Regions from separate parts of the Homo sapiens genome. Here region 2 is linked to region 1. The links are chromatin loops, found by intact Hi-C in ENCODE. Cell type or tissue: PC-3. All regions are shown on one strand. Each heading gives the region's core, and the rest is flanking DNA. Links, peaks and the distances in the headings are about the cores only. Region 1 overlaps LOC105379129 (a long non-coding RNA gene). Region 2 overlaps TMED7-TICAM2 (TMED7-TICAM2 readthrough).

Region 1 (11,620 bases), core at 1,391-9,390:
TAGGGTATAGAATATATAACTTAGATTTTCATTGTGGATTACACCTGTTATTATTGTAAAGTATACTTCCTGTTTAATTATTTTTGCCCTGAATTCAATCTTATATTTAAAATCACTGTCTGGTGATTCCTTTTTGTTCACATTTATTCTGGTACGCCTTTGCCCAGCCTTGTAGTTTCAACATTTTAGAATCACTTTGTTTAGGCCTGGCTCTCATCTGCACCATATAACTCAGTGTTGTTTCACGACCAATATGTGAGTCAAGTCACAGCCTTCTATTTTTTCTATTCCATTTCATTGTCAGTTTTTTGGAAAAAAAAAATACTCTACATTTACTGTCACCAGTTCCTGACTTTTCATTAGCTTCTCAAACCTTCCTTGATCCTGAAGTACTCAGTAGCAGTGTGTTGAATGCAGAAAGGGGGTAGGTCAAGGAGAGTGGAAGAAGAACCTCTGCCTGTCTTCTCCACTGCTGGTTACTGATTCTGGGTCAGGAATAAGGAAAAGCTTTAAGTTGGACATGATATGATGGTTGTGATTTAGGGAACGCTGACGTTTCAATACCTGAAAATGAGTAGTACTCAAGGTGATCAGAAAATATATGGGCTCCACCTAAGATATTATCTGAGAGAGGGAAGAGATATCTAACAGATTAAGTTTAAAAAGCAATCAGTAAGAGGAAAAAAGAGGCTATTTTCCAATTATAACCAAACAAGTTCAACCCAATTAATGAACTTGTTGCCCAGTGTTGCAACTAGTGATTTGATTTTCAAATCAAAGTGATCCTTACATAAGGATCACTATTGCAAACTGAACAGATGGTGAGACAGTTTTGATTCATTCTAAGGTCACAGAATAATTTGCTGAAAATGGGTGGAATTGTTCCAGAGAGTTACACAAAATCAAATGTCTTCATATGCCTGGGGACTGGATTTTTAAATAAGACTTAATTATAACAAAATATTTGTATTAATCTTTCAAATACACCAACAAATGGATGATTTTACAGTGCCCTCTAGAATTCACCAGTATAAATGGACAAGGCAGGAATAAATTGTTTTTCACTGACTAGTGAAATCACAATGCAAGCTAAGCAATATTACATATAGGGTGATAGCTCCCGCCACAATTCTCTCTCTCAGGTAAAAACAATTGAATGTCTTCTATCAACTTTTCACTATTTCCATATAAAATATTCTATTGTTTAAACAATATTTCTGGATATGAAAAAGAGACAGTTATTTAAATAATTCCCAGTCATTTAGCTTCTATTTTACAATTCCTTGGTAATGTTAGAGTTCCCTAACCAGACACTCTCTAACAGACTATAGTTCCCCAAAGATGGGCCTTAAAAGATGGATTCTTTAACAACTGTAACAGCTGCAGCAACAACCGTGAATCTTCAAGTGTAGCTGTTAAGATAAGATAGTTTGAGGGCAGGTATAATAAAAGGAAAAAGTTTAAATATTTATTTAAAAAATAATAATTCCTACTTTTGATTGCCTGTTATGTGTCAAACATTCTTATTAACACTGATAATCTCCTTTTGGTGTAAATAAATTAACTATGAGAGCGTAGTTAATACATTTTTTTAAGACAATATAGCTAAAATATAGCAGAACCAATCATCAACCATGAACCTGCCTTTATCATTAATACTTATTTTCCTAAACCACCAAACCCTCAAAGTCTATTTTTCTTCTTTTGAAAAATAAGTATTTCTTGGAGGCCAGTAGAAAACAAAACAATCAATTGTGTTTGAATGGATGTTGATTATTCTGTTGCTGATAGTATCCGGTTTACGCCCCTCAGACCATCCTCAGAGAAATAAAAAAATCTTCAATGTGGATGACAGTTTTATGACTACACCGCTTAGTCCCAATACAGTATTTTTCTTTGAGAATTCAAACCTATATGACTGACCACAAACCTACCATTTAAAAATTATTCCAGTTATTATATTATAGTCATTTATTTTACAGTTAGAAAATCAAATGCGTACAGTAGATCATCTTTCTACATATTTCCTTGGATTACAGGAAAATTCTCAGAAACTTCTAGCTCATAGGTACAAAATAAGTTTTAAATTATTTACCCTTGCTTGAGAATTTTAAATAAAAACCAGGTCCCTATATATAAATATAGAAGGTAAGAAATGTACTTCAAGAATATAGAAGATAAGAAATGTACTTCAAGAAATGATAAAACATCAGTGGATGGGTGGGACTTAGGTAATGTTGAGAATTTTTCACAATTATCATGCACTAATTTTAACAGCTTTACTGACTACCTCTAATTGCTTTTTATGTGAGAAAAGCAATTAACTGTTTTTTCAACCACTGCTTTTGGATTTTTGTTATACGTAGTCTGAGATATAATAATCCCAACTGATACTGTTAGTTTAACATTAACTGGGATCTATAAAATATAAGAGAAAGGAAATGTCTAGTGATGGGTGTAATCTGGAGCACAGAAACATTTTATAGCTTGTTCATGTTGGAAGGAAAATCAACTAACATTAGGCTGTTACTAGGCATTAAGACTGCAGATACCAAACCAGTTTGCCTACTACAGAGAAATACCAGGAAGTGGATGTCCCACCCTGATTTGGGCATGGAAGCAGGCCATGTTGAGAGACTGCTTAGGGTATTACAGGTCAGTCTGAGGAAAGTGCCTGGTGGAAACCTTGGTGGAATCAGAAGAGAAAGCAAAAAAGTGCATGTAGTTGGGGAGGTTTGTTTTTGTATACATATGCAAATAAATATGCAAATGTGCATATAAATATGCAAGCCTGTGCTTGACCTGGCTGCCAGTCAGTGTAAATGAATGAGAGGTAATAACTTCTTGATTTTTTTTTTCTCTTCCTATCAATATTTCTGCAAGGTTTGGTTGTTAATATTGGACGCAGGAGTATTCACTCCCTTGGCAGAGGTTGGAGCTATAGCTGTTAGACACCTGTCACAGAATTGCTGATCTTCTTAAAGGCTGCTGTGGGGAGACTACCTGAAGAAGGGTATAAAGAGTGGGGTTTCAATATAGAGTAGACTAAATGATATGTTTTATAAGGTAGGTCTAATTGACACATATTGACTCTATGCACTGAAAACAAGGATTATACCTTCTTTTCTAACAGTTTCACAAAAATTTAGGCCCCAAATCCTCAGTAAATGCCAAAAAGCAGAAATAATGTGGATATATTTCATTGATCACAAAGCAAATCAACTGAGAAGACAAAAAGACTCTATTATCTGGAATTTTAAAACTCTCTTAAAACTCGAGTCAAAGATGATATCAAAACTAAAATTGCAGCTTAATTAGAAAATATTGATAACACTACATACTAATATCCACGGAATACAATTAAAGCAACCCTCAGAAGAAACAGTGGTTTTCAATAATTGTATTAATAACCACAAAAGAATAAGAGTAAATGAATTAACTACCCAGCTAAAAAATATAGAGAAAAAAACAGCTACCAAAAAGGAGATAAGGAAAAATGAATTATAAAAGAAAATAATAAAATCAAACTAAGAAAAATGATAATCCCAATGAATAAATTTAACAAGACAGATAAACTACTAGCTAACTTGGCCAAGAATAAAATTAAGAAAGCACAAAAATACATAATAAAAAGATACAAAGGAAAATAAAATAATCATAGGAGCCTATTTCCCTCAACTGCCTGCAAATAAATTTGAACATTTAGGTGAAATTAATCCTTTTTCTAAAAAAACACAATTTACTGAAATTGGTGAATTAAAAATATAAACATTAAATATTAAATGTCCAAGAAAAATAAAAAGAAAACAGTTGTCAAGGAGGTAGGCTCCCAAAGAGCATCAGGCTCAGAGGGCTTCAAAGGCTAATCTTACAAAATCTTTATGGAAGAAATAAATAGGCTGTAATGCTATTTTTTTGTTTTTCAGACAGGGTCTTGCTCTGTCACCCAGGCTAATGTGCAATGGCATGATCACAACTCACTGCAGCCTTGAACTCCTAGGCTCAAGCCATCCTCCCGCCTCAGGTAGCTAGGATTATAGACACTGCACCACCATGTCCAGCTATCTCTTAATTTTTTTTTTTTTTTGTAAAGATGGGGTCTCCTTATGTTGTTCAGCTGGTCTCAAACTCCTGGCCTCAAGCAATCCACCTGCCTCAGCCTCCTAAAGTCCTGGGATTATAGGCGTGAGCCACCATGACTGGCATCTAATGCTTTTTAAATTGTTCCAGAGCAGAGGCAAAAGAGGAAAGCTTCCAAATTCTATTAATGAAAGTAGCATACGCTTGTTACCAGAAACTGACAGCACAAAAATCACTTATGAATACTGATTTTAAAATGTTCACCAAAGTTTTAGCAAACAGAATCCAGCAGCACCTTAAAATAATTAAGGGAAAAAGAATTTTTTCCCTATGGTCTCAAGAATGATTTAACATTATTCACTATTTTAATAAGTGGTTGGGTATAGTAACATGGTTCATTCACTGTCTACCCCAATCTCTCTTTTGTATGACATCCTATACCATAAAGGCTGGAAAGTTCAGAATCTTCATTTCCTAGGCTCCCTTGCAGCCAGGGTCTTCAATGTGAATTACGTTTGACAATCAGACAGATGCATTTGTGTGAGACTTGTTTTCAGAATACAGTTGGTGGCACCTGAGGCAGCCATTTTGCTGGGGTAGCTTGTAGCAGACACAGTGAGACTCTGGAGCTGGTAGTCCTTTTATCGGTTTTCTGATCCAGAGGTGAAAGATAGGAAGGTGTGTTCCTGGAGCTAAGAATTGTGGTGGCAGGCTGTCATTCCCAGATCACCTTAAGATGACATGCTCACAAACTGTGGGATGGGAGCATGACTTCCTGACTGTGACAGAGGGGGCAGATCCCTGGGTGGGCCAGTTTTGCAGTATGGTTCCGGGAGCCACTACTAGACAGCTTGCTCCTCCAGCTTTCTACTGATTTGTATGCAGCCAATTCCCTGTATAAAACCCTCTTCTGTTTTCTGCAACTGAAATTTGTCTGATAAAAGTGATTAAAAAAGAAAAAAGTTATGCATGATTTTCTCCAAATATACTGAAAAGGCATTCAATAGATCTCAACATCCATACTTGATTTTTAAAAAAAATCACAATAAAGGGGAAAGATGGGTATTTCCCAAAAGCCAGCAGTCTGCTCAATGAGGAAACACTAATGCTCAATGAGCATTGCTGTTAAAATGAGCAGCAAGACAATTGTATCTACAGTCATCACTATTATTTGGTGTAGTTCTGGAGGTTTAACCAATGCAATTAGACAAGACAAAGACATGAGTTATAAACATTGGAAGAGTGGTACAATATCACTATTTACAGATCACTGTATGCCTGGAAATCCCAAGAAACTCAATTATACATGTGTTGTGAACAATGTGAGAACTTGTGGAATGGATGGGTACAAAATTAGTGTGCAGAAAGGAATCACCTTCATCTATACAAACAACAAGCAGTTAGAAAACATAATAGAAATAAAGACCCAATTTGACATAGTGAAAAAAAAAAAAAACTGAATGTAAGCTCCATTCTGGAAAGGACTTTGCCTGCCTGCTCACTGTTATGGTTTTTGAATATGTGAAAGAATACAATGAAAACATAAATATTTTAAGTAGACAAGCTGGTCTATAGCTTATAATAAAAAGTAAAGAAAAAATCCAGAAATTTTCAGAAAAAATAAACCAATAACAGTGAGGGGCATGCTCTAATAAACACTTAATGGAATACACTCGCTTTCCCCAAGTAGAAACATTTGACAATTGAGTAAATGATAAAAATAGCATTTTAAATAGTAATTCTTTCAAAGAGAACTCATGCAAGGTTAACTTCATACCCATGCATGTCTGAAAATGCCTTTATTTTTACATCTGTTGGAGAGTTTGGCTCAGCAGAGAACTCTAGACAGAGTAAAAATTCTCTTCAGAATATTTAAGATATTGTTCTCTTGTTTTTCCTATTTACTATTGTCACTGAGAAGTCAGATATTAATCTGATTCTTGTCCCATCTGTAGCTAATCTGTTTACTCACTTTGAAAACTCCTAAAAAAACAAAATTAAATCAGGCCATTTAGCTACTTATTGCCAGAGGTTTAAGCAGGACCCAAAGCCTACCAAATCTACTAGGGCACTGAAGTGTTCTTCCCATCAAATCTCTATCGCAATTTCTACTTAATGAGAATAATAGGATGCCAAAAATATAAGCAAAATTAATCATCAATCAGTAAGGCTCAACTTCTTTAATGACTTCCTACCAGTGGAATTTGAGAACCTCACCTTTCTTAAACTATATAAAATTGCATTTCAGTTTTTATCCACCAGATGTCACCTGAGCAACAGTAGAAAACATGCAGTTCATATTTGATTCTTTCCAAAAGAAAAAAATATTTTCATCTTTTAGGCATGAAAATTAGAATGTTCTTGTTATAATATATCAGTAATAGAAGTAAGAGCAAACCAGTTGAAATCCTGGCAGATAAATAAAAACACTTACTTTCATATTAAGACTCACAAATACAGTCAACTGACATTTAGCTTCTTAAATGGATTGTTCCCAAAATTTTATACTAAATCTAATAATTATTTTTAGCAAAAATGGTTAGAATAGTTTTTAATGCTACCAATTTCTATGTGATACAAATAGTTTTTTAAAAAAACACCTCAATTACTTATACCAGAATATAAATCAAAACAATAAATACTAGCAACTTTGAAGTTCATGAACTAATTTTTACCTGCAATCTCATTCAACCTTCATTAGTTATTCCCTAATGTATTTGAACAGACTTCTTAAATGACCTGTAAAACCCTGCATGATATGGTCCCTGACCACTTTTCCTGCTTCTCTCTCCATCTTTCCTGGTTCTCTAGCTACCCTGGGCTTTTTTAGCTCTCATAACATGCCAGCATCCCTTAGCCTGTATTAGTGGTTATGTCTGGAGGGAGCCTCTAACCCTCGCTTCCTGACACAATTCGAATGTCAGTTCCTAGGGAAGCCTTTTTTGGCCACCTCCACCCACATCTAGATTTGGATCCCATCTAATCTGATTTTTCCCCTTTATAACAGTTGTCATAATTCATTATCTATTTGTGTGATTATTTGATTAATATTCTTTCCCTTCTAGAGGACAACCTCCATGGGGCACCCCTGTGTCTCTGCTATTCAGCACGGAGTCCATAGGAGCACTTAATAAATATTTGTTGAAGGAAAGACTTCCTGAATATAGGTTATAATGTTTATACTCCTCCCCCATTCAAATGCAAACTCCACAAGAGATGATGTTTGTTCCATTTACTATTGCATATCTATGCCTGAGGCAGCCCATCTTAGACATCAATTTGAATTTTTTAGATGGATCCATGAAAAAATAAATGAGTATGTATTTTCTAAACTAAAAATTAGGACATATTTGGACAAGTATTTGGAATGAGGGTCAGCTTCAGATATATGGGACAGATAACTTCTAAATATGAGAACAGTTAAATGTCATTTCTTAATAACTATTTTTGTTCCATTGGTGAAGTGAGATGGAGATGACAAAAACACTGGTCATCTAAGGCAAGTCCTAGGTATATACATTTCGCTTATTTTTTTTTCAATAGTAATTTTTTTTTATTATCCTCACTCACTCAGGAATCAACCAAAAACATGACATTGAGCCATCTTTCCTAGGGAAATTACAGGATTTTTCAATTGGGATGGCTCAATGTAGTTATTGACTGTATCTCACAGGTGGGTGGAAGGATGAAGCACTCTTCAATCCAGGGAAGGGCTTGGATAGATTTTTTATTTTATTTTATTTTATTTTATTTATTCATTTATTTATTTATTTATTTATTTATTTATTTATTTATTTATTTATTTTGAGATGGAGTCTTGCTCTGTTGCCCAGGCTGGCGTGCAGTGATGTGATCTTGGCTCATTGCAAGCTCCACCATTCTCCTGCCTCAGCCTCCCCAGTAGCTGGGACCACAGGTGCCTGCCACCAAACCCGGCTAATTTTTTGTATTTTTTTTAGTACAGACGGGGTTTCACCATCTTAGTCAGGATGGCCTCGATCTCCTGTCTTCGTGATCCACCCGCCTTGGCCTCCCAAAGTGCTGGGACTACAGGCGTGAGCCACCGCGCCCGGCTGGATAGATTTTTTTTTTTAGCCACTGCCACAACATGGCACAGGGACCCTGACTGGTGTAATTCAGTTATTCCATAAACATTATTTATTCATTCAAACAGCTTTTAATTAGACGATCATTATGTGCCAGTTACAGTGCTTGCTGCTAGGGCTACAAAGCCAAATGAGGCATGGTCGTTGCTCTCAAGCAGCTATCTTGTCAGGGAAGACAGGTCAATAGACCAATAGCTGAAGTCCAGTTTGGCTCAAATAAATACAATGCACAGGGTATTATAGGAATATGCAGTTTGGTATAAATTAGAGTAGTGGGAAGGGGTCTTCAGCAGGGCTTCCTTAAAGAAGTGACACCCAAGCTTAGTTTTCAAGGACCAGACGCAGTTAGCTGTATTAATTCCACTATTAGCAGTAGTAATAGTGGAAAGGAAGACAGCTTCTTAGGAGAGAAAACCTGAGATAGAGAGCACGGAGAAATGATATACAATAGTTTGTTTAGGGAACTAGAAGAAATTCAGCATGGCTATAACAAAGCATGATGCCATTTGATGTAGCAGCGAGGAGACTCTCACTGAATTTGAGAGAGCTGACCGGTTCATTCATCTACTCCTCACTCTCACAACCTGAGCCCCAATGAATAATTCTTTCTTTGCACACAAGACAAAACTAGAGATAGTAGAAAAGAAATTTTTAGTATGAACGACAGTTATGGCAAATGCAGTCTTACAAATTGGCATGAGCTTCTATTACTAGTTTTCTAGGAAAAATAATTGAAGCTTGTCATAGAGACCAGGCAAAGGCTCTAATAAGAATACTTTGCATCTGCAGTGAGATGCTTTTGCACCCGTAGAAACCAGAGCCTAAAGGAAAGGCTTATGTGCTGCTATCTGTTTTGGGAGTTACATTCCCAGGGAAACAGAAGTGAGGGAAAAGGGGCAAACATGAGGGAAGTTTGAGTCAGCCTCTTGTTGGCAACAAGTATAGTTCATGTTGCATCTCATGGGATGTGCTCAGTAAGGCCAAATGAACTTTACATATCAAGGCAGCCCACCAGGGGAGAGGAAGGGAAAACAATTTATCTGCCAGTCCATTTCATTCTACATATGCCCCTGGTCAAGAGTCTGCCCATGGGCATTAACTCCCCGGGAAGATGTGACCCGGGCTTTCCAGGTCCCCAGGGGAAGCTAAGGTTATACTACTTGAAGTGGGCATTGCCACTCATTACCTTTGAGCCCATTTTATATTTGGAGAGTTTCCTGATTTCTGAGAGTTCGTTCTTCAAAGATGAAGTCAGAAACTCTCCTGACATCTTCAATTTGAGGATCTAGTGTCCAGGTTCTGCCAATTAGACCCATCTTATTGAGACCTCCATGCTGGAGTGAGTGAGGCATCTCACAGAATCCATCATGGCAGATAGAGGGAGAGGCTCTACCTTCCAGAGATGTTGCCAGAGGTTCTAGGCAGAGTTTCCAGTGTCCGCCACTCGGGGCAAAAGCTGGGTTGTCTGTGCCCAGGCACAGCAGCAATAGAGTGCCCCCTGGAACCATCTGTGTAACTTTCATATGGCTCCCAGCCTCAGAGCAGCCATGGTTTATTCTGTAGCCCTCACTGAGATTCCAAGAACTGCTTAAAATCTTTAATACAATTCCTTTTGCTGCCTAAACTACCTAGGGGGAGTTTCATTGTCTGAAATCAAGAACTCTGAAAGATTCATGTAGCCTAAAAATAAATTTTGGGTTGCCTTCAAGTTATGACATGCTTCTAATCCTAAATCTGCTTGCTTATGTGAAACAGATTCCATTAATTTTTATACTATATCCTAGAACCATAGAATTCTTGAATTTAGATGTAGAAGTGTCCTTTTAGAGCCCATTTTATTTTATCATTCACCTTCGGCTTTGAGCGAATTTTCATATCACAACCATTTGAGGGAACCAAGTTTCTCACAAAACCAGAAAAAAGGTAATTTATGTGGGCTGAAATGTCTTTGTGCCAGTCATGAGTAGGGCTGAGAGGACACCCTTGGGTAATGTTATTTACGTGAGAGACAGGTGAAGGGCCTGCAGGATGTAACCTAATTTAGTCAGACATTTCTGGCACAAAAAAACCAGTGACCTATAAACCAGTACTTTCCTGCAATTTCTAGTGAAACCAGGTCACTATTTCCAGCCTTTACTTTGTTCCCTGGACTCTTAGCATTGAGCTATGTCATGAATTTCCTTTTGATAAGGGTAATTAGTAAATTTATGGGAAAAATTTAAGTAAAAGCTCACAAGAATCTTTGGAAAGTGTCACTCTATAAAGTGTTCAGTTATGTCCCAGTAAGTCATGGCTGTATTATACTAGGATCACAAATTCTTAGAATTGTTATGGTAGTTTTTGTTCTTTTTAGTACATTGAGAAGAATCTGGTGAAACTTTCCTTTGATTCAGTTTAATTTCCCCCTCAGGTAGAAGGCTATAATGACCCAATGGGCCACCAGTTTGATATTTGATTCTGAACAATTTATTCACCAAGAATGGCTGCCTGAATGAGTAAGTATAGATGTTAAATTGGACTTGGTATCAGAATCACCAAAGGATAGTATTGCCCCTCTCCTTCCCCAAGGTTTTCATATGCTACCCTTTAGATCAGGATGGGAAAGAAACAGGATCCTATATTGGGTTTAGCTGAGGCTGATCGAAGCATTTTAATGCAAAATGCATTAGCTGGCAAGATGGCACTAAGCAGAATATATATATATATATATATATATATAGAGAGAGAGAGAGAGAGAGAGAGAGAAATAATATGTAGAAATTATCTTAGTTATAATAGGGGAACACAAAACAATAATGGTTCAAAAGCCTGTCTAATAGTTTTCTAAGGATATGTTCCTTTAAAGCAAACCATTCTGTGATTACATTTTTGGGAATGTTCTACTCTCCCATCCCTCTCTGCCAATGGCCCCTGGAACAAGTTTAAGGCTACATGTCCTAGACCTACGAAGTACGTGGCACTAAACTGAGACTCACCTTTAAGAGGAGTGGCTGTTCATGAACAATGTGGATCCTTCAATGTGTTTGGGGCCAAAACGAGATTGAGGAGCATTAACTTAAAACAATTTGAGGATAGGCCTTATAATATTTGGCTTTCCTTTCCCTTTAATTTCAAATGATAACTGTGTCTACTTTCACTACACTTGAATCCTTAATTTGAAACTCTATTCTCAGTAGGGTGTGGAATTGACTACTGTACCTCTCTATGCTTCACCATAAATACACAAACACATTCACACACACATGCACACATTTATACAGCACATTCAAACATAAAAGAGTGTATGGTGATGAGTTAGTTGACCTCCCTGCCTTGGAATCCATTCCCCTCTCTAGAAGTAACTATTGTTACAGGTTTCTTTTTTTTCTTTTTTTTTTTTAATAATTCTAGAGATATTGTTTCCTACATAAGCAAATACATGTGTAGGCATTTAT
Region 2 (11,620 bases), core at 1,760-9,759, 270 kb after region 1:
AATTCTGCTACTTACAAATACAAAATATCTCCACGGGTAAAAAAATTACCATAAGCAAATCTAAACCCGCACTGTGAAAAATATTTGCAAAACACAGACGGGGGCTAATTTACCCAACATATAAAGAGATCCTATTCTTAGGAGCTCCTATTCATATAATAGTTATATAAAGACTAATAATCCAATAGAAACTTGGGCAAAGGGCATATACAGATATTTCACACAAAAGGGAATACCAACAGCTCTTGAACATATGAAAAGATGTTCAACTTCACATCTTAAAAAACACCAATTAAAACTTTGGTGAGACACTGTTTTTTACCTTTAGATTGGGAAAGTTTGGTGACACACTCTTCTAAGGCTCTGGGAAAACAGGCACTTTCACATAATGCTGCTGGGAATGTAAACTGATGCAACTTTTGTGGAGTATCTGTAGAAATTTCATATCCACATGCTCTTAACCCAGCAAGTTCACTTCTAGGCTTTTATCTTACTGATATATTCATTTATACATGTGCAAAATTTCACACATACATGGTTGCTTGTTACAGGGGCGCTGTAGTATCGAGAGACTGGAAACAATATAAAGGGCCATCCATCAATGGGTACTGGTTAAAATAAGTTATGATACATTGAAACAACTGAGTACTAGGCAGTCAGTAAGAACAAAATGAAGAAGCTCTTCATGCATTGGTATCGGATGACCTCTGAGATAGATGGGGATGGGTAGATTTGTATATATGTACATATGTTATTGATTGTATATGCATAAGGCATCTTGGCAGAACTCATAAGAAGCTTGTAATAGTAAATGGCTTTGAGAATGGAAACAAGGTTGCTGCATTGTACTCTTTGAATTTCGAGGCATTTGAATATATTAACTATTTTTAAAAATTAAATAGAACTGAATTAAATGTTTTAAGTTGAGTAGGCCCTTACAACCACAAGAAATAGCTTGGGTCCTAATGGGGCAGTCCAAAGAAGAATAAAGGAAATATCTCAGCAAAAGGCTAAGAAAATAACCAGGACCTATTGTTCCCCTAAGTCCTCAATTGTTAGGTAGCCTGAATTCTCTAGTCTCCATGCCAACCACGCAGCAGAGCACTAACCAGTGCCAGAATTTCTTTGGCGGTGAAAATCAGGCCTAGAGCTCTCCTCACCTCCTTCTTCTTGTTGCTGGCAACAGAGTAGCTACTATAGCACACACACAGAACTGACCAGTGAATGAATGGCTGGGAGCTTTCCAGTTCTGGGCAAATATAAAACTCAGGGAAACAAAGACAGTATTGGAGTCGCTGGGTCAGTGATTAGAGATCCTTATGTCACCCGCTTCAGAACACCAGCCCTGAGTTTTCTCTCAGCTGTGCACCAGTGACTGGATGCCTGACTGCAGCAGCCACTACGACAAGAAGGAGGCAGTATAGATGAAGCCTACCATAAGATGGAGCTCATCCTTACAGAGATCTTTTCTTTAATTTTTTTTTAAGTTAAAAGCAATAAATGTATTCTTAAGTGGTAGATGGATTGTTCTTTGGCTTTAGGCAAATGTATTAGAGGAAAGTAACACATATGGCCTTGAAGGGGAAAAATAGGGCAACTATCAAGATCTGGATCTAATTGCTTAACTAGTCTCTTAGCAGTCAGCCTTGAATAATAGGCAAGGTCAGGATGAAAGCGACTTCTAAGAATGCCTTACTCCCCCTGTCCTAAGTACTGTATCTCTATTAAATCACTTACTTTCCAGAACACCTCTGAGGTAGTCATTCCTATGATTTCTACTTTACAAATTGAAAGTATAGAAAGGTTAACTAAATTTGACCAAAGTTACCCAACAAATAAATGTACAACTAAAATTGAACCCAAATAATGGGGCTGCACAGGCTGTACTCTAATCAAAACATACGGCATTCAATATCACAGTAGTTTTACATAAAATCTAAGCATTAAACATAATTTTTGCTAGATCTATCCCACCCTGAAACTCACAAATCACAGTGTATGTAAATGTCTGCATTCGTTTCCCTTTGTTAATGTTTCCTATATTGCTGAACAACATCTTTGTTCTGAAACACAGAAAAGATGCACATGATTATATGCATACAGGAGCTAAGCAACACATTTTTCCTGAAATAAACACTAGTCCCACTTATTATGTACCCCATTTTTCCTCCTCCCTCTAAATCAAAGCAGTGTTTCATTTAACATATGTGTCATCTAGTATGAGCAAATAAACTACATAAAGCAAAACAAAACAAGAGTATTTGGCGACCCTTTAAATTATCATGCCAGACATAGTGGACTTCTTGTTCAGAGCTAAAAGACACTGACATCCTCCTCTCTCCCTAGACACAGACAGGGCTTACTAAGAGAGCATCATTTCCATTTCCAAAGGTCATGGAGTTTGTGACAAAATAGTGCTTAGTGATGCTTGTTCAAAAGCTGAAGTGAAGAAAGTACAACAAAAGAAGGGAAGCATTTTAGAATGGGCAGAGACCTTAGTTTTTAGAGCTCAGAAAAAAATCACACAGCTAGAAAATGTTAGAAATCAGCTACTGCAATACTTTGAGTCTTCTGGAGGAAAGTGAAGATTAGAAAAGTTAGCTCCACAGCAGCACAGTGGAATTAGGACGCATAGTTCCTGAGACTCTCTGTCATGAGTTGTGCATACTAGGCAAAGAAGACTAGAATTATGGCAACCTCACCATGAACTTGTTATGGTTTTCTCTTTGTACTACTGGCCTCTCCTAATTTCTCCACCATGAGAAAAGCAGACAGGTACATTGAGAAGCACAATTATGAAGCCTAAGACCCACAAGGCTTTGGAGCCAGACCACTGAATATTTCAATGACTCCATCCTCTACCAGCCTGTGATCTTGGGTATATTACATTTCCAGCATCTGTTTCTTGGCCCAGTATTGGACACTGTATGACTAACCTTGTAGGAATCTGGGGAACACTGGAGATAATGTAAGTTAAGTGCCAAACACAGTAGGTGATAAAAAATGAAACGTATTATTACAAGCATATATTTCTCTACCCATTGACAGTCTTCATCTTTTTTTAGTTCCTCAAATCATTGCACGTGTAGGAAACATCTACAGCACTTAACATGACTACAAGTGAATGCTAATTTAAAAAATAATTATGAACTTTTTCAAACATACAGGAGAGCATGGAAAATAATATACCATCACCAATGTAAGTACCCATTAAAAATACAGAGCTGTCTTGTACGTTTTAAAACTTTATATAAATGTTATCAAATTATCCATATTATTCTATAATTTACTTCTCCCACATATTACATTTTAGAAATTTACCCATATTCACATATGTAGGTTTCCTAGTTATTTTTAATGCCCTATAGTATTGATTTCATGAACCTGCCATAATGTATTCCTGCATCCTCCTACTGATGGACATTTAGATTGTTTCCCATTATTTACCTATTACAAAGAATGCTGCATAGGCATCCTTCTCACTCGTGCTTCTTTGGGTACCTGTGAGAGAGTTTCTTTGGGATACAAATCCAGAGGTAGAATTGCTAGATTCATAAGATATGCCCATCTTCAACATTACTAGTCATTGCTAAATCATGTTTCCAAATCACTGTAGCATTTTATTGTCATCTTTGCTCGAGAGTATTTTTTAGGTTCTTTATTGAGATATATTTTACATACCATAAAATTTACCCATTTCAAGTATACAACTCAACAGTTTTTAGTATATGTGCAGAGTTGTGCAACCAGCACTGCAATCTAATTTTAGAACATTTTAATGTGATAGCATTATTTATAAATACACATAAAATATACAGAAATCTGTAAAGCTTGTTATGTGTCCTGTCCAATATATACATGGAAAACCTCCGGAAGGAGCTAGTTTGTAGAGGTCCCCTACAAATAATAGAAAAAAACAATTTTCTTGATTTAAACCTGTAGTTTGAGTAGGTAGCTGAAAGCAACATTTCTAATTAGATTTGGAAACTGCTTAAATGCAGGTTCCTGTTACTTGCTAATAAAAGCATTTCTAATTATTCACCTCAGAGTGAAAATGACTCAGAACTCACTCTATCTGAAGAGAAATAGAAGTGTGTTAAACTAACTAAAGAAGTGATTTCCCCAGAACAATTCTTGCTCATGACAGAAAGGAAGGCAACTGTGAAGGAGTATAGATGTTGGAGTAAACAGTTGTGAGAGCAGGTTCATTGGCAAAGGAGAAGAGAGAAGAGCAATTGTCTTTCTTTTTTTCCACAAGTTAATTCGTTGAGCTTTTTTTTTTTTTTTTTTTTGAGACAGAGTCTCACTGTATCGCCTAGGCTGGAGTGCAGTGGCCAGATCTAGGCTCACTGCGACCCCTGCTGCCCAGGTTCAAGCAATTCTCCTGCCTCAGTCTCCTGAGTAGCTGGGATTACAAGCACCTGCCACCACGCCTGACTAATTTTTGTATTTTCAGTAGAGATGGGGTTTCACCGTCTTGGCCAGGCTGGTCTTGAACTACTGACCTCGTGATCCACCCACCTTGGCCTCCCAAAGTGCTGGGATTACAGGCATGAGCCACCACACCCAGCCTCATTGAGCTTTTAATCAAATAATTTTCATGCTCTGAGTTATTAATTAATGGCACTTTCAAGTATTACTTACCTCAATCCAAACTTAATATGTTAATTGACAAGAGTATTGCCACATATGACATATATATATATATATATATATATATATATATATATATATATATATATATATATAAGAAAGTTGTCCTTATCCAGCCGTTAAGTGTTCAAAATCTAATAAATTTTTCTACTTGGAATCTCATAAGAAACATCAGGTCCATGGACAACAACATCAGTTCTCTGGTTCATTCCTTCTGGTCATTGGCTTAAGGACATCAACTTCCAGATGCTGTGGTTTCATTTCATCAAGTGCCTGACAGCTTTCTGAAATTTCCTCCTTGCCCTTCAGACCATCCACAGGTGTGGAGGGTACGTCACTTTCTGTGACAGCTTAGCAGATGACCTAAGACCAGGCGGTGTAAGACTGAGAAGAGGAGGAAAGTCACAGAGGCAGCGCAGATTGCTCAGGGCAAACACACGGAATCCCACCTTACCAGCAATGCAGCCATGGCAACAGCTTCTCACTAGCCCTGGGGCCAGCCCCACCACACTCATGGATCAATGGACTTTCTCTACAGTTGGGAATAGCCTGACTCCACAGCATGGCATGTGGTTTCTTTACCTGCACTGAGGTTTTTTACCTGCAAAATGTACAGATAAAGGACCTGAAATCCTTTGCCTGCACTGAAATGATTCTCCTGAATTAGATACTAATATTGAGCCACTCTACACCCTTTGAATACTTGGGCCCCAACTCAGATTTCCTTTGCAACAAGACTGTGAAAACCACTTTGATCTCTTTTTTGCAGGGTCCTTTGCTGGGCAGACAGATGACTCAGTGAAATCTAGTCTATTTATTCGTTACTGGAGAGGAAGTGATTAAGCTTTCCAGGCTGGAACAACATCCACCATCAGGAACTGGGATTGGGCCTTAGGAATGAGCTGTTGCAAATGAGAGGGCCAAGGGAAGTTATTTCTGTTACTAGTGGTGTTACCTTCTATGCAGTGAAGTGGTTTTGACAACCAATGCATTAGGATCTGCAAAATTGAAGGATGAGGGACTGAAGCGGAAAACATCCCTGACTTGTGCTGGAAAGCGTTAACCCCAGCAAACAGCTTGTTGAATTCAAGGCAGAACTTAAGTTAGTCAGGAAAGAAAGGAGCAGAGTAGACTAGTGATACTCTTACTCCCTTCTCCACCCAACCCAAGGGGAATAGTATAACTAAACTCATACAGCCTATTCCCAAATGAGGCAAAATTATCTGGGAGTTGCTAAGCCCCAGAAAAGAGCTAAATTAAACGGATTACACCCTCTGCCCTCCATAATCAAATGAACACAAAGTTGATCCACCATTTTTAAGTGTAAGGAGCAACAAAACTCCACTGAAGGCATCCAGGTCTGAGCCATTCTTCCTCCTAACTGACTTCAAAGCTGGCACTCCTAGACTCCATTTTCCTGCTTTTCTAGTTTATGGCTCAACTTTCTACTTGTTAGAATCATGGCACCATGCTCTTGCATCCTTCATGCCACCAGCTTCCTCCGCACTCATACTCATCATTAACAGCTCACACATCTCTTGCTGATCAAGGGGGCTCCTCTGCTTTTCAGTGCCTGACTGGGGGCTGTACTGCACATGGGAACAAGGCCTGGCATCTTCCTTTGTCTTTGTTTAAAATCTATTCCCTACAAGTTGCGAGGTTTCCAAGGATAGGATTGTGGGTATGTAAAAATGCATATGTGTCCTGCCCGCCAACCCATGCTGCATATTGAATGTGTGTAGGCAACAAAAAATAGTTCTAGTAGCATAGATATGGTAGCTATATGTGAGGCACTAGCTCATTAAATCCTCAAAATGACCTTTCAGGGAGGTATTTATGATCTTTATTTTTAGATGAGGACATTAAAACTCAAAAAAATTAAGTGTCTTTTTAAGAACATCACTTACAGAGGACAGAGGTGGAATTCAAATCCAGGTAGTCTGACTCAGAAACGGTGTTGGAAGATGTTTGGATGCAGGGAGGCTAGGAGGTGTCCACTCAGGGTAGGGGTAGGGAGAATTTTGAAATAATGGAACCAGCTGGGAGTCAGATGGCTCTTTATCATTACTGGGTATCAACAATTTTCAATAATGCAGTGATGAATTATTTTTTCCATATGGGTGGACCACTCCTATCATCTTATTAGGCTGGACACTGTCATGTCTGTATACAGTGTCGGACACTGGAGCAGCCAGGCTACACCTTGGAAGGGAGCTCAACCGAAACACTGAGAATGGAAGAGCAAAAAGATGGAAAGAACCTGGGTTTGTTTTTTTACCTTTTCTTTTTTTTTTTAATTACAAGTTGAGCATCTCTAATATGAAAATCCAAAATCCAAAACACTTCTGGTCCCAAGCATTTTGGATAAGGGATATTCAACTTGTATTGTGGTAAAATATATATAACATAAAATCTATCATTTTAGCCATATTTAAGTGTACAATTCAGTGGTATTAAGTACATTTCGCAATGTTGTGTGTCATCACCATTACCCATTTCCAGAACGTTTTCAACAACCCCAAACAGAAACTCTGTACCCATTAAACAATAGCTCCATATTCCTCCCTGCCCTCAGCCCCTGGTAACCTCTATTCTTTCTGTCTCTGTGAATTTACCTTATATAAGTGGAATCCTATAATATTTGTCCTTTTGTATCTGGCTTATTTTACTTAGCATAATGTTTTCAAGGTTCACCCATGTTATGGTATGTATCAGAATTTCATTCCTTTTTAGAACTGAATAATATTTCAGTATATGACTGGGATTTTAATGACACATTTGAGCCCCTGTACCTTGGCGGACCTCTTGTTAAGTCGGATAATATTTTTTTCTTATGGTTTAGGCCACGTGGCGTGGGGTTTTCCTAACTGATACATGAGGCTCAACTCGGGTTCTCCCCTGTAAAGCTCCAGGGTGGGCAATAAGGCCCACAGAGTACTCAAAATGAAAGCTCCCCAGCATAGTGCAAAATTTCCCATATTTCCTGATATGTGTATGTACCTAGATATGTACATGTGTGTATGGGTGTGTGCACACGCACATATGTACACAACAAACATGACAAAGCCCACACCTTTACCTGTTTTCATCCTCAGTTTAGCTATTTTGTTACAATTGATAATTTCAACATATATAATAATTCAGCACTTAACATTTTTTTTTTTTTTTTTTTTTGAGACGGAGTCTCGCTCTGTCGCCCAGGCTGGAGTGCAGTGGCGGGATCTCGGCTCACTGCAAGCTCCGCCTCCCGGGTTCACGCCATTCTCCTGCCTCAGCCTCCCAAGTAGCTGGGACTACAGGCGCCCGCCACTACGCCCGGCTAATTTTTGTATTTTTAGTAGAGACGGGGTTTCACCGTTTTTAGCCGGGATGGTCTCGATCTCCTGACCTCGTGATCCGCCCGCCTCGGCCTCCCAAAGTGCTGGGATTACAGGCGTGAGCCACCGCGCCCGGCCAACATTTTTCTTTATCATAAAAAAAATATGGAACTCCAAATTGGGTGAGACATTGTGTCTGGTGCTCTATGAAGTACAAATCGATGCTTCATTTCAAAACACTCTTCCACAATCTTCATTGGAGTTGAAAATAAACAAGTTTAGTCAAGAGTAAAGAATAAAAACATTTATTTTAAAAATACCATTTAGCATCAATTGCCCCAAGTTTGGCAGGCATGAAGAGTGGGCAGTTCATGTTTTATTAGTATATAAAATTGGCTTTACAGGAAGCATTATGGCAAAAAAATGAATACTTATTATGAAAACTGAAAAAGAGAAGTGAGTAGTAAGCTACTATCAGAACGTTAAGGCTAAGAAAATGTCACTATGCAATGAAAACCATCTCCTCCTCTAATAAGTACTAACAGAATAGGAGGCTTGACTTACTTGCATGCTCCTCATAGAACGTTTTGGTTCATGGCTATGAAGAGGTAACTGCAAAAAGATGTGTGCAGATCCCGGTACTGGTAGGGGATATACAAGTGGGGAATAAGAAAAAAGAAATTAAGCAAAATGTCTTTACTCAAGGATCTCTATAAAAATTTATTTTTAAGAAAGCCTGAGTAAGCATGTATATTTTTTTCCTGTGACTTTAAGTGTAATGACAGCATTAAAAATAAATTATGCTGTCAATATACAAAAAATATCTTTTCATTATAAGCATATATAAAGCCTTCTGCAACTATTACATATCACTTTATCGAATCCAAACTTTTTTGCTTGTTCCCTTTTGTGGTCCCTAGTTTTTCACATCCTCATAGAGGACAAAAGCCTTTAGAGATCCATCAATTCAACCCTTTCATTTCACAGATAAAGGAGGGTAAATAGTTTGCCCACAGTTACATTCATCCTCAGTGGCAGAAATTGGACTAGAACCAAGTCTCATGATCCCGAAGAGGGCTTTTCTCATTACATGACATGACCCATTCTCCACCCCATCCCTGATCTCAAGTGGACGATGCTCCCTCAATCTCAGATGGGCAGAAGGGCTGTGGAGGAAAGAAACAATCCTGTTTGGGGCCTCTCTGGCTTGTTAGGAGCATGGGGCTCTAGAATAGGAGGTAATAAAATACATCTCCTTCTATCCAAAGTCTTTATAAATAACCTATCACACACACACATGCACACAGTCAGGCTACTTTGAAGACCTAAATGAGAAATACTTCCTGAGAAGAGAATTGTGTGTGACGGAAACTTTTAAAGCTTCCATAAGAGAGGTTTTTGATTTAAAAAGTGAATATCTGGCCACTCACACAGTTATACGCCTTTTAGAAGCTCTGCAAATAAAGCCATAGTTACAAATGATGACTAATATGAAGAGATTTAAGCCCCAGGGGACGTCTGAACACCACTCCACGAAGTCCCTAACTACCACACTATCAAATGGGCTGTGAATCGGTGGTGGGAAATGCCTCCAAATATGCAGATTTCAGCAGAAAATACATTTGACTGGGTTCTTTTAAAAAGTTCCACCATTCTCACATCTATTTCTGATTTTATATGCATCAACGCTTAACATGCTAAATGTTCTATTCTGGCAATTCATATTTCTGGGTGATAGTACCCGAATGCTTATTGCAACATCCATGAGAGGTGCCTCAGGAGGAAGTGTGATCAGATCTCCTGGGGCCATTTTTTTTCTGTGTCCTTTGAGATCAAAATTCAGAGAATAAAAGTGTTGTCACATTTTTAAAAATGTCTGTCATACAAGTTTTTGTTCAAGGTTCAATACAAGGAATATGGATTGAGAATTCCTTTTTCATATCCATGAACTAGGAAAATTGTGAAAGAAAAGTCCTTGAAACTCTGACAATGTCAAGTTTACTGAAACATCAAAAAGTACCACAATTTTATAGGCTGTCCTGCAGAAATTTATCTTTCTTGTGCTCCATAGGTTTCTTTAAGGTGAAGACTCTCTTTTATTTAAACATTTCCTAGAAACTGCTTTCTCAAGTGAAGATTAATCATTTGGTTTACAAAACAAGAGCCAGCCACATGTTATATGTTTCATCTCAGGCAATAAATTGTCTTTGTACCATATTTCTTGTCTCTTTCCATATAGTTTGTTGTGTCTTATACACAGACTCCTGAAAAATTCTTTCTACTTGTGTAGGAAATCCACGACTTTCTTCCTCTAAGGCATTGATGGTTTGGAGGGCAAAGGGAGTCCTTTCTCGGGGAAGGGGATTGTTCAGGGGCCGCATGGGTATAACAGAGTTGTATTTATGCTGCCTGTTAACGGAGTTCATTAGGGACGTATAGAACTGGAAATTACACCAAGTATCTCTTAAAAAGTTTTCAGTCAGTAATAAGATTGTCCATGCAGACCCATTTACAGCATCATCTAAATTCTGTAAATGCTGTCTGCCACATGGCATCTCAGCAAAGATTATTCCGGGTTTGATACCAAAGTCATCTTGTAGCAGATTCTGGACTCTGAGGGCTTCATCTGTGTCATCTTCTGCATGCAATATCACAAATTTGAGGAACACCTCTTCTTCAGCTTCTTCTTCAAACATCTCTTCCACGCTCTGAGCTCCCTCCTGCTTTCCTGTTGGCCCCTCTGTTGTATTGCTGTGCTCAGCAACATTACACAAGGATAGATCTTCAGACTTCTTGGAATCTGACTCATGATATCCTGGACTTGTATCCACACTGTGCCTTTTACCCCAAGAGAGAGAAAGAGGGCAGGAATTTATTTTAGACTTCCCGATACCCATTATAAATATCCAAGGCAGAAGAGGAAAACTTTATGTATTTCTCAGCATTTCTTTTCAATCTAAAAGAAGTAACAAAACAGAAGAATATTATAAATTTAATCAAAACATTAAAAATGGAAACTTTCATTCAAACTGAAAAGCTCAAAAAGATTATAATAGACAGATCCAAATACATAAACGACAAACAGATAATTGGGAAGCTAAACTACTAATCTTTTGTGAGCTTTACAAGGGCTATCACAGGCAGCGAAGGGAACATTAAATAAAGGGTCCAGTTTAATATAATAGGAGACATTCGGAAAATGTAAATGGTGTTATATTAGCACTACAAACCTCCAGATTGAAATAAATTACGTTGGTATTTTTGTGATAGGTACCATACCGCTTTATCTTTTCATGCAGTTTAAATCTAATTTCTCCATTATCAAATTACCATGTAGACTAGAAACAGGAAAATATAAAGAAACTGAATATTCAATTAAGCATAAATATATTTCTGTATCAAGCACAAACAAAATAGAACACAAATATCCTAACAATGACTGGCAGCATCTCTACTGACAGCATAAACAGAAGATCTGAAATGTCAAGTGAAATGATGTCCAGGATTTACTGGTTCGGAGCTTTTTTTTGTTTGTCTGGAGTCAGGCATTGTGGTGATGGTGAATCTAATGGAGAATAAATTATAATAAGAGTGTGTGAAAAGTAAGAAATATCTTTTTCCAACGAATCCTGTAACTACTGAAGAAAATA

Evidence for each region. Hi-C counts contacts between places; a loop is a spot of excess contacts. Peaks named below come from ENCODE experiments on the same cell type or tissue, not always from the same donor. Only the 100,000 strongest peaks of a DNase experiment are listed, where the experiment ranks them.
Region 2: a loop joins it to region 1, with 7 times the contacts of the local background. A loop is called at or near these places in 107 of 110 quality-filtered maps.

Annotation. Positions count from the first base shown.
Region 1 is chr5:115,303,615-115,315,234 of GRCh38, forward strand. It overlaps LOC105379129 (a long non-coding RNA gene), which reads left to right. Exons shown (of 5, transcript XR_948684.3): 2 at 10,597-10,681. Among named protein-coding and RNA genes, the nearest start is that of CCDC112, 13 kb to the left of the region's middle. In PC-3, for the core only: a CTCF peak has its summit at 6,354 (motif pointing right); no DNase peak of the experiment used is centred there.
Region 2 is chr5:115,570,390-115,582,009 of GRCh38, forward strand. TMED7-TICAM2 (TMED7-TICAM2 readthrough) reads right to left here. Exons shown (of 4, transcript NM_001164469.4): 4 at 8,107-10,926. The coding sequence ends at 10,926. TICAM2 (TIR domain containing adaptor molecule 2) reads right to left here. Exons shown (of 2, transcript NM_021649.7): 2 at 8,107-10,926. The coding sequence starts at 10,867. The coding sequence ends at 10,160. Among named protein-coding and RNA genes, the nearest start is that of TICAM2-AS1, 26 kb to the right of the region's middle. RefSeq lists enhancers at 4,917-4,966, 4,997-5,066. In PC-3, for the core only: no CTCF peak of the experiment used is centred there; DNase peaks (open chromatin) are centred at 5,512 and 9,482; H3K27ac peaks cover 1,842 bases.